2 separate regions of the Homo sapiens genome follow, and region 2 is linked to region 1. Evidence: chromatin loops called from intact Hi-C (ENCODE). Cell type or tissue: PC-9. All regions are shown on one strand. Links, peaks and the distances in the headings refer to the core of each region. The heading gives the core; the rest is flanking DNA.

The links. Hi-C counts contacts between places; a loop is a spot of excess contacts. Peaks named below come from ENCODE experiments on the same cell type or tissue, not always from the same donor. Only the 100,000 strongest peaks of a DNase experiment are listed, where the experiment ranks them.
Region 2: a loop joins it to region 1, with 14 times the contacts of the local background. A loop is called at or near these places in 3 of 110 quality-filtered maps.

Annotation. Positions count from the first base shown.
Region 1 is chr4:55,030,597-55,035,979 of GRCh38, forward strand. LOC124900703 (a long non-coding RNA gene) reads right to left here and starts at 4,783. Exons shown (of 2, transcript XR_007058121.1): 1 at 4,695-4,783. It also overlaps the pseudogene RNU6-410P. In PC-9, for the core only: no CTCF peak of the experiment used is centred there; DNase peaks (open chromatin) are centred at 265 and 2,895; H3K4me3 peaks cover 608 bases; H3K27ac peaks cover 2,646 bases.
Region 2 is chr4:55,170,982-55,176,364 of GRCh38, forward strand. No RefSeq gene overlaps it. Among named protein-coding and RNA genes, the nearest start is that of KDR, 48 kb to the left of the region's middle. RefSeq lists an enhancer at 4,514-5,383. In PC-9, for the core only: no CTCF peak of the experiment used is centred there; DNase peaks (open chromatin) are centred at 2,780 and 4,900; H3K4me3 peaks cover 244 bases; H3K27ac peaks cover 703 bases.

The sequences.
Region 1 (5,383 bases), core at 56-5,055:
CATATATCTGTATATGGGTCATTATCCTCTTCTCCATCAACATCTTCTCAGCATAACTGAATGCCCTAGGGAGATTGGGCTGGTGAGGCTCTGCCATGATTAATGGATTTCTTTTCACTCTTCAGTAATTGGCTGGCTTCCACTAAGGGCAGCTAATGTCTCTGTAGCTAGTTGGATTAAGTAGATTAGGTTACCAGTATTGCTGCTTATCTCATTCTAGAATCAATGATCCAATTCACACGTTCACCACCTATAAATCTGGGGAAACTATTACACAGAAGCCCTAGTAATTGATTAGTGGGTATTTCCTGAAATGAATCATTTATAAGGTGATGCCTTGGTTCCCAGCCTATTTCTGAGGCAATTAGGACCTACTGAGTTGCTTATTTGTTTACACTTTGATGACATCCATTTATTTCTGGTCTAAAGTCTGAATCTCACACCCAGTTTCTTAATGTTCTGGCCACCAGCTCTTTCTCATTTCTTTCTTTGTGCTTCTTTCTGAAACCTTTTCAGCCAGATGCCCAGTTTATGACACAGCTGATCTCCAGTATCTATCTGTCTGTTGATTTTGATAGCGCCGAAATAGGGTCATTTTGATTCTTGGAGCAAACTGTAGCCAGGACCCACCTCCTTTTGCCTTTGCCGTCTCAGTGCTCACTGGCCATGCCAGAGGAAAAGCCTGGAGGGGATGTGTAGGTAGAGGACACTTGCAGAGTGCTCTGACTCTCCTCCCAAGACCTGTATGTCAACAGAGCCTGCCAACAGAGAACAGCTGTTCTTCAACATGAGAGTCTGCTTCAGGCCGGAATCCTTTTTTACAATTTATGACTTCATATATGCCAGGCACTAAATTACAGACTGTACCTTAAAATCTGGGTGTGGTGGGAAGTCAGGTAATAATTGCTACCACACACCGAGCACTTCTATGAGCAAGGTGGTTTGTGCTAAGAGTTTCTCCTACAGCATTTCATTTAACTTATAGCCATCATGTGTCCTGGGTGTTATCATCTCATGCAAGAAACCTAAAGCTGATGGAGGTTATGTACATTTTCTGGGTCATTCAATTAATAAGTGAAGAAATTCAATCAAGCATTGACTTAGCTAATTCAAAATGGTACTTTTAACCAGTACAACATCCTGCCTCCCTCTTGAAAACATAAATGATTGGTCAGAATTACATGGCATTAGCTAAAAGGAGGTCACAGAAAGGCTGGTCACAGAAAGGTTACATGTAGGCTGCATAGCCCTGGGCTATAGAGTAGAAGGAAATGGGTCCTAGGAAGCATATAATCCCATGGTTCTCAAACTTTTTTTTCTTATTGTGGTTAAGAAAAACATGACATAAAACAAAAGATGGGATGCTTCAAAAGTTTGTGAAGATACAGCAAGATAGCTGTGCATCTTTGCACAGGGGCCATGGAATCTTCTCTGTATTGTTGCAGTTTTAGGATATACGCTGCCAAAATGAGCACTCCCAAATTTTTTAACTTGCAACTCACAACGTGAAACACATTTTACATCATGACTCCATACACACATCCATCTATAACTGAAACGAAATTCTACTTTGTAATCCTTGCACTTCTTCCATGTAGTACACTACATTTTTCTATTACATTTTCTATTTAAAAAAAAAAAATCTGGCCATAGCCTATTAAGTGGACTTTACAACTTGCAAATACTGATCTCTAAACATCAACGGATGGAAAATGGAGGCTCCAGGATATGTTGGATACCTGGCGCAGTGCCTGGCAAATAACAATCCTGAGTGTCTTTGCCTTATCTCCCTGTGTGATGCAGCAAGCCTGTGTAGTACCTCACCGGCAGAGCTGGGATGGAATCCAGGTTTGCCAATTCCCAATTTAGGGTTTCTCAGTCAAGGAAAGTTTGTCAAAGAGGAGGGATTCTCTCGTGGAAGAGTTTCTTCACAGGGGTGGGCAGAAGTGGGAAGAAACAATGAAGTCGTGGAAGACTCACACTGCCCACCATGGACCTTGCCCGAGGGCACAGGATACTACAACAGGACTGTCTAATTCCAAAGCCCACACTCTTTTTGTGGTTGTCTACCCTGGTTGCTCTGTAAAACCACCTAGGAACTCATCAACAATACCAATGCCTGGGCTACACTCATCAATTTAATTGGATTGTTTAGAGGTGGAGTGTTTTCTAAGGATCCCCAGCCAATTTTAAAGCAGAGCTACCATCTCAGTGCAGTGCAGAAGACACCTCATAAAACTGTTCTCACCAACCTTTCAAGCCTCAGCTGCAAGGCTGCCCTCTGGACCCCAGGGAGTCCTGACTTAAAGCGACAGTCAAAAGTAACTGCCCTTTCCTTGTATCCCTCCAGCCTTCACAGGTCCCTTTATCTGGTGCTTATCTCTCCTGCTACATGATGCAGGGCTTATGCCTTACTCACTGTTGTATCCAAGTGTGGAATAAATATTTACAGTATGCCCTTTGCTCAGATGGCTCTTCTTTTCCAAGCCATTCAGGCTTTTCAACTTTCCTGTGATTTAGCTGTAACTCCTAAAGAGGGTGATTCAATTCTCCCTATTGAAGTACTACCTCAGGTAGCTTTTTTTTTTTTAAATTCTCCCCAGGATCAGTTCCACAGAGGACAAAAGGAACTCTCATTTCACAGTTGCAAAATCTTGACCAGTGAGGACCAGTCACTGAAGGCAGTGAGGCTACAGTGTCCCTTCCCACATGGCTGGGCTTTCTCTCCCAGTCTCTCCCCTCCAGTCGTCTCCCCTAGGTTTTCAAATCCTCCAGGGTTTCTGACAAGGCAGTGTTCTCCGGGGTGCAGCGCCCTGGACAGGAAGTAAGGAAGAAGGACTCCCTGTCCAGTTCGTGACCATCAGTGTGTCACACCTTGAGGCCTCACTTTTCCGTTTTGTTAGCTGGGAACGAAAACATTCCTAACTCAATTGTCACCCTCCGCTCCTTTCCCCCTCGGGGATTATATAAGAACCCTTATACATGAAAACAAGCTTTGTTCAGGTCCTTGAGCTTTTCTGAGGACAGCTTTGTATAAATATAAGATACCTTTTGTTATTGTGTGTGGCCCAAGGGATTTCCAAAAAGAAGCTGGGAGCCAGCAATGCTCATTTTTATAGGCAGAAAATAGCTGTTGGGAAAACAACCTGATGTGTGGAGCACAATGTTCTTATCGAGTAGACAGAATTATCTTTCCCAGGCAGCCATGAAGATGAAACACCTGGTGCACACGTTTCCTGCCCCTTCACATATTTTGAAAGAAAGAGACCTTTACCCTGACCTGTCAAGCAATGATCTTCATGAACTTCTGTCCACAGACTCTGACTGTTATCTTGGCTTGCTTCTGTGGATTTAAATGGTAAACATAGCTGATCCTCACTCATAGGGCATCTTCTTCTCCAGATATCACGCAGACCTTATCTGATCCACACATGCATTTCTTCTTCCTTAAAATGCAGTCACTGGACAGGGCTCACCTCACTGATGTCAGGGGCTAAGGGCCAGGGGTTTCCTGCTTTCAGCCCAACACAGTGTTGGGTGCTGGTGAGGAGATCAGGACCTTGAAGCCTTGACCCTGACCCGGCAATGACTGAAAAATCTTTTGGGAAAGAAAACAAAATAAAGCCACTGAAAACATTTAGAGAACTAAACAAACCTGTAATAAAATTTACTGTCTACCTTGAAGGCTTGAAAGTGTTTAAAGAAGGTAGAAATCAGTGTAGGAAAGTTCCATACAAAAGCACCAATACATGTAGAAGGTTCTCAATAATATTAGTTAAGTCAATGAAGGAAACCTGAAGTGAATGAAAAGCATTTGAAATGGTGGAGGAAGGAGCCAACAGCTGCAGAAGCCATGGAGCACAGTAGTTTAAGTGTTGATTGTAAAACAAGACAGATTGGCCTGAGTGTGCCACTCACCAACTGTGTGATTCTGAGCAAGCTGTGTCACCTCTCCAAGCTTAACTTTCCTCTTTCATAATAAATAACTAACAACAATAACTCTATCATAGGCTCAGGGGAAGAATTGTGTGACATAAATACAGGCAAAGCTCTTAGCACAATGCCAAGCATGGAGTAACTGTTCAAACAATGTTGAATATTGTTGTTGTTTATATTATTATTAGGGAAAACATGAACAAAGGCAGGAATTACTTAGTCTGTGCATGGGAAAATCTATTTTCCCTACAATAATAAAATAATCAAAATACTTGGTACTATTATTTAAAATCCCATCTCCCAGGCTAGATGAGATGCTATAAGCCATGATGGCATGGGTCATTAGGGCTCTTAGGAACTGTTGCATGGTACATAACATGGAATTTGAGCAGAAAGAGCCTGCCCACTGCAATATTGTGAAGGAAAGAAGATGTATATTAATGACCTCCTTCCAGCTCTGATTTCTCGCCTCTTGCCTTCTTTCCACACTCTTCCCCATTCCCACTACTTCCGTTTCCCCATCGTGCCTCAGTGACCTCACATTGTCTCTTCTCAACCCTCCCCTCCCCACTCCCTTCTCACCCTTCCACCCAAATTTAAAATCTCATCTCCCAGGCTGGATTGAAAGCCTGGTGAGTCAGGGGAAATGGGACTGACATGGTGGCCTCTCAGGCAATGTTGATAGCATATGGGGTCAGGGGCAGAGATTACCTTGGTTGTGTCTTGATCTATCAAGTCATATATGGGTAGCTGCTCACCTCTTACACATGGAGCACTCAGCAGGAAAACTTCCAGTTCCCTTACAAATCAAATTTTCAAGTGAGAACTTAAGGAATTCTTCATTTTCCTAATAAAAGAAACACAAATGCCATAAGTAAGCCATGATATCACAGGTCATTAGGGCTGTTACATACTGTTGCACAGTTGGTGCACTGCACATAAAGGCCTGATGTAGGCATCTGCTTGTCAAGCTGTGCACTGATGGGGCTATGGGCATCCACCCTGCTTCCTTCCCAATTTGTCCTATGGATGACAGTCATGATCCTACTGAAATGGTCTTGACCACATTTTTAGTTTCATAAGGCTATCTTGGCTCCAAGTTACCTACAGGATAAAACCCCAATTTTCTAGCCTGGCAGAGAAAGCTTTTCACATCCATCCCTGCCTTCCTCTCCTCATCTCCTGCAGTGATAAACTCCTCCTCAGTTCCAGTCCCCCCGCCGAACACTGTATCTTTTCAAAACATTGTCCTTCAATCTGAACACTATCTCTAATATTCTTCACCTGATAAACTCCTCCTGCTCTACTAGAACCTCCTCCAGTATCATTTCCAAAGTAAAAGTTTTCATATCTTTTCCAGCCTTTGGATTCTGCAGTTTATACCTCAAATGTTTAGCACATAGTGGATGCTTAGAGATACTTCTTAAATGAATAAGTTCTAACTTCA
Region 2 (5,383 bases), core at 138-5,137, 140 kb after region 1:
AAAAAAATTAGCCGGGCGTGGTGGCAGGTGCCTGTAGTCCCAGCTATGCAGGAGGCTGAGGCAGGAGAATGGCGTGAACCTGGGAGGTGGTGCGGTGAGCCGAGGTGCAGTGAGCCGAGGTGCAGTGACCTCAGTGCAGTGAGATGAGATCACACCACTGCACTCCAGCCTGGGCAACTGAGCGAGACTCTGTCTCAAAAAATAAATAAATAAATAAAAATAAAAAGGAAAAACTGGGGGCCAGGTGCAGTGGCTTATACCTGTAATCCTAGCACTTTGGAAGGCCAAGGAGGATGTATCGATTGAGCTCAGGAATTTAAGACCAGCATGGGAAACATGGTGAAACCCTGTCTCTATAAAAAATACAAAAGAATTAGCCGGACATGGTGGCACCCAGCCTGTGGTCCCAGCTATTCGGGAGGCTGAAGTGGGAGGATCACTTGAGCCCAGGAGGTGAAGGTTGCAGTGAGCAGAGATCACGCCACTATACTCCAGCATGGGTGATGGAGTGAGACCCTGTCTCAAGAAAAAAAAAAAACAGCAAATTTCATCCCATTTGAATAAAGTAGATGTAAATATAATTGCACAGCTAAGGAAAGAAATGGGGGTCGGGCACGGTGGCTCACGCCTATAATCCCAGCACTTTGGGAGGCCAAGGCGGGTGGATCACAAGGTCAGGAGTTCGAGACCAGCCTGACCAACATGGTGAAACCCCATCTCTACTAGAAATACAAAAATTAGACAGGCGTGAAGGTGCGCACCTGTAATCCCAGATACTCAGGAGGCTGAGGCAGGAGAATCGCTTGAACCCGGGAGGCGGAGGTTGCAGTGAGCCGAGATCATGCCATTGCCTTCCAGGCTGGGTGACAAAGCGAGACTCCATCTCAAAAAAAAAAAAAAAAAAAAAAAGAAATGAGAATAATACACACCTTTTTTTTTTTTAATAGCAGTTACCTCTGCAGCGTGGCATGAGAGGGACCAACAGAGGCACTCTTCTCATATTTGTCTAAGTGGCTAGAGTTATGAATCTTTTTCTTCTCATCTTTAAGTGATTTTCAAATAAATTAAAACATTAATTTTACTTGAATCTGACACTGTATTGGAAAGGGACTTCCTTCTTTCCTAGGGCCCCCTACAAAACAGATGTTGAGGCTCCAAGTCCCCTGAAGAGTCTGGAGAGACATTACTGGTGCTGCAGAAGGACTTTTCAACATTCCACAAAGCCTAGGAGAAATGATGGGTTTGCTGGTAATAAGGCTGCTTAGAAGAGCTAAGACAACTTGTGTTCCACTTGTAGCTAGAATTACATCAATTCAGTGTGGTAACCTTGAGTACCTCAGGCTGATAAGACATTCAGAAGAGTAGTTTTATTTTTCTACAAATTATGATTAATAATTTTTAAAGAAAGAAAACAACTCTTGGCTTAATAATTGTGCTTTGGCGTACAAAGCCTTTCAAAACACAAACACAGCATTCAGTGGATTAATAAAACGGGGACCAACAGGTCAACAAGTGGTCACTGTCTGGTGGTAGTGCTGCCATTTTTAAGCTTTCAAAAACCCCTAGGATGTTCCCTTTATCAAAGGAAATGAAGGCAACTCCTCTTGGCTGTTCCTGCCTGATACTACAAACTTTTTAAAGGCTTCAAGTCAGGTAGCAGTTTTTGCCAATTAATGACTTGATAATCTCCAGGTCTAATGTAACCTTGCCATGATCTCTCTTTTATTTTCACCAGATAGAGAGTAATAAATAATACATGTAACCTAACCTATTGGCTTTGTCCACTCTCATAAGTAATCCTGGCTCCTTCTCCCTGCTGCGGCCCCTGGTCTTGGCCCCTGCCTATTCAGCCCAGCATGTCTGAACATTTAGTCATCTCTTCAGAGCCACACTTCCAGGAAAAGGCTATTGTTCCTGCATTTCCTGATCGCTTACTTCCTGTCATTTTTTTCAAAAGAGAATCAAAACTGTTCTAAAATCACACAAAGGTTCTTCTCTACTTCACAGTTGTAGTTTATTATATTGTCATCATTTACTTGATTTGGGGGCCATTTAAATACACCATGACCTGCCTGACCTGATCAGCAGTGTCCCTGAGTCACAGGTAGTTTCTACATGAGCCCCAGTATGAACACTGCCTTGTTTTCAATCACACGTGCATGCAGCTTAAACTTGTTTTTCTCCAAGACCTCAAAGAAATTTCTAATAGTACCCACATTATTGACTTTACACCAATGACCCATCTGATGAAGAAAAAGATCAGGGACAGAGAGGGCGAGCATCTTCCTAAGCTGGGGAGGAAGTGGCAGGCAATGAAGACATGGAAATGTCTCCTCTCTGCTCCAGCCCTTCCTCAACTCACACAAAGAAAAGAACTGATCAAAATGAGTTTTGCTGCCCAGAAGAGACTGAGTCGCTAGAAGGGAGAAAATGACAGGGAGGGAGCTCAGGAAATAAAAAACCTGGGTTTTGACTGGCACACACATGTACAATACACATACAGGTGTGTATATACATGCACACACATACATACACATGCACATACATACATACATACACACCACACACACATACATATTTAAGAGCTTCCTTTGTGCCAGGCACTGTGCTAAGTATTTATATACAATATCCTGATTAATTTTGACACCTTCCCATGGGGTAGGTACCTTTATTCTCCACATATTACATGTCAATATTACATATGAATGAACTCATCCAAGTTCACACAGCTAGTACAACAGCTGAGCCACAGTTAACTCATGCTTTATCTAACAGCAAAGTTGTATAACTCACCCCTCTATTTGCTAGCTGTGTGATTTCTGATGAGTCACTTAACTGTTCTGAAGTTCAGTGTCCTCATCTATAAAACGGCAGTAACAAAGCCTACAAAATCTGCTTCCATATTGTGTTGAGAATTAAATGAATTTATGTGTATATTTACCACACACAAAGATATATTTCTCTTCTTTACCTCAGTTTTGGTTGGCTTTTGGTAAAATGCTTATTATGACTGGGTTATTGTAAAAATTAAAAGAGGAAACATGAAAACACTTTGGAAACCATAATTAATCATTGTTATTCTCAGATATGGTTTTTCTTTTTTGTGTGTGTGGTTATTTTGTGTGTGTGTGTGTGTGTGTGTGTGTGTGTGTGTGTGTGTGTGTGTGATGGAGTCTTACTCTGTTGCCCACACTGGGGTGCAGTGGCGCAATCTCAGCTCACTGCAACCTCCCCTCCTGGGTTCAAGTGATTCTCCTGCCTTAGCCTCCCAAGTAGCTGTGATTACAGGCACCTGCCACCCGCCCATCTAATTTTTGTATTTTTAGTAGAGACAGGGTTTCACCATGTTGGCCAGACTGGACTCAATCTCTCGACCTCAAGTGATCCACCCACCTCAGCCTCCCAAAGTGCTGGAATTACAGGCGTGAGCCACCACACCCAGCCTCAGATATGTGTTAAACAAAGATATATGACCAGGTAGTCTAGATTAACTATATATCATAATTTACCAGTTGTCAGATGGGCAAAGATAAAAATGTTTGAGAATATACTGTGTTAGAAAATGGAAGGGAAATGAGAACACTCATACATTGCTTATGGGTGTGTAAATTGTCACATCCTCTAAGGAGAGAAACTGGATTACATTTCTCAAGGTTAACCATGTAAATAATTTTTTTTTTAAATGGAATCTCGCTCTGTGGCCAGGCTGGAGTGCAGTGGTGCAATATCGGCTCACTGCAACCTCCAATTCCCTGGTCCAAGCGATTCTCCTACCTCAGCCTCCTGAGTAGCTGGGATTACAGGCACGAGCCACCACGGCCAGCTGATTTTTGCATTTTTAGTAGAGCCGGGGTTTCACCATGTTGGCCAGGATGGTCTCCAGCTCCTGACCTCATGATCCACCCACCTTGGCCTCCCAAAGTGCTGGGATTATAGGCATAAGCCCCCACACCCAGCCATAAATATTCTTTGACCCAGTTTTTCCAACTCCTTAAGTGTGAAAAAGACAAGTTTATTTATTATAGTATCGTGTAAAAATTTGGACGGAAAAGTTGGAAACAATCTGAAGGTCCAGCAACAAGAGCTGCTTCTATAAATGAAGTTTTTTACAACAAAATACCATAAATCACTACTTTTAAAAATCTCTTTATGTAGTGATGTAACACAATTGCCAAGACACATTGCTAAGTGGAAAAAAGGGTGCAGAACAGCGTTTCTATTATGCTATGGCACATGCCTGCGTTGCTCACGCACACACACACTCCCCTGTGTATGTGTATTCTTATTTATGTATAGACCAGGACTGTGTGATAGAAATATAATGCAAGCAACAAATGTAAGCCACATGTGTAATTTTAAATGCCCTAGTAGCACAAAGAAATTAAACAGATAAAATGCATTTAATGATATCCAAACTATTATCAACATGTCAACATGCAATCAATATAAGAATTATTTATGAGATGTTTTACATTCTTTCTTTCATAAGACTTTAATACGGTATGCGTTTTACACTTGTAGCACATCTCAATTCAGATTAGCCACATTTCAAGTGTTGTATGGCTACACACAAGTCAGCACACATGGCCACAGCTACCTTATTGGACGTTAAAGGCATAGTCGTCTCCACAAGAAAATGGTAACAGCAGTCACCTCTGGAGAGAAGAACCTCTCTGGATACCTGGGTAAGAGGAAGAACTGCTCTTCATTCTATGCCTTTTTGAGCTTTTCAAATTTCATGCCTTGTGCATTGCCTTTTCTGAATAAAATGAGTAAAACAGTTTTACAGCAATTCTTTACAGTAACTTCTTATTCACTCTGCCATACAAATAGGGACGGATGATTCATACAATGTGAGGACAATTATCAGCAACCAATGACTCTTTCTTACTCCCTGGAGTCTTGTCATTGCTTAGTAATTTAAGGAATCCGTCTCAGGGACAAGCAACAGTTTGCCACTGAGAGAATGGAGTCAGGTTGGGGACACATTCCCAAACTGGAAATTCATCAAATTAGAAACAGGGTTTTGTAACTAATTTATAGCTGAGAAAATGAAATACGAAAGGATCCTAGCTGGTGGGGATCCTCTCACACATCCCTACCATGAGCTCAGAGAAGCCTCCATGTCAGGACACAGCCGGAAACTGCAGGGGGCACGTGAAGGCAAAGACAGGAAGAAGAGGACAGGAAGGAGAGGTGAGGAAAGAGGAGGTTTCCATAAACAGGAAACCACCAGGTGGCCTTTTCACCTCTTAAATCTTGAGGGAGACAAGCGGAGAACCCCACTCCCAACCAAGAGAGAGGACCTACCGTTTCCCAATCAGCGGAATGTGGAAATGCTCAACAGGACTGAAGTGAGGTTAAACTCTCTTCCTCTAATTCT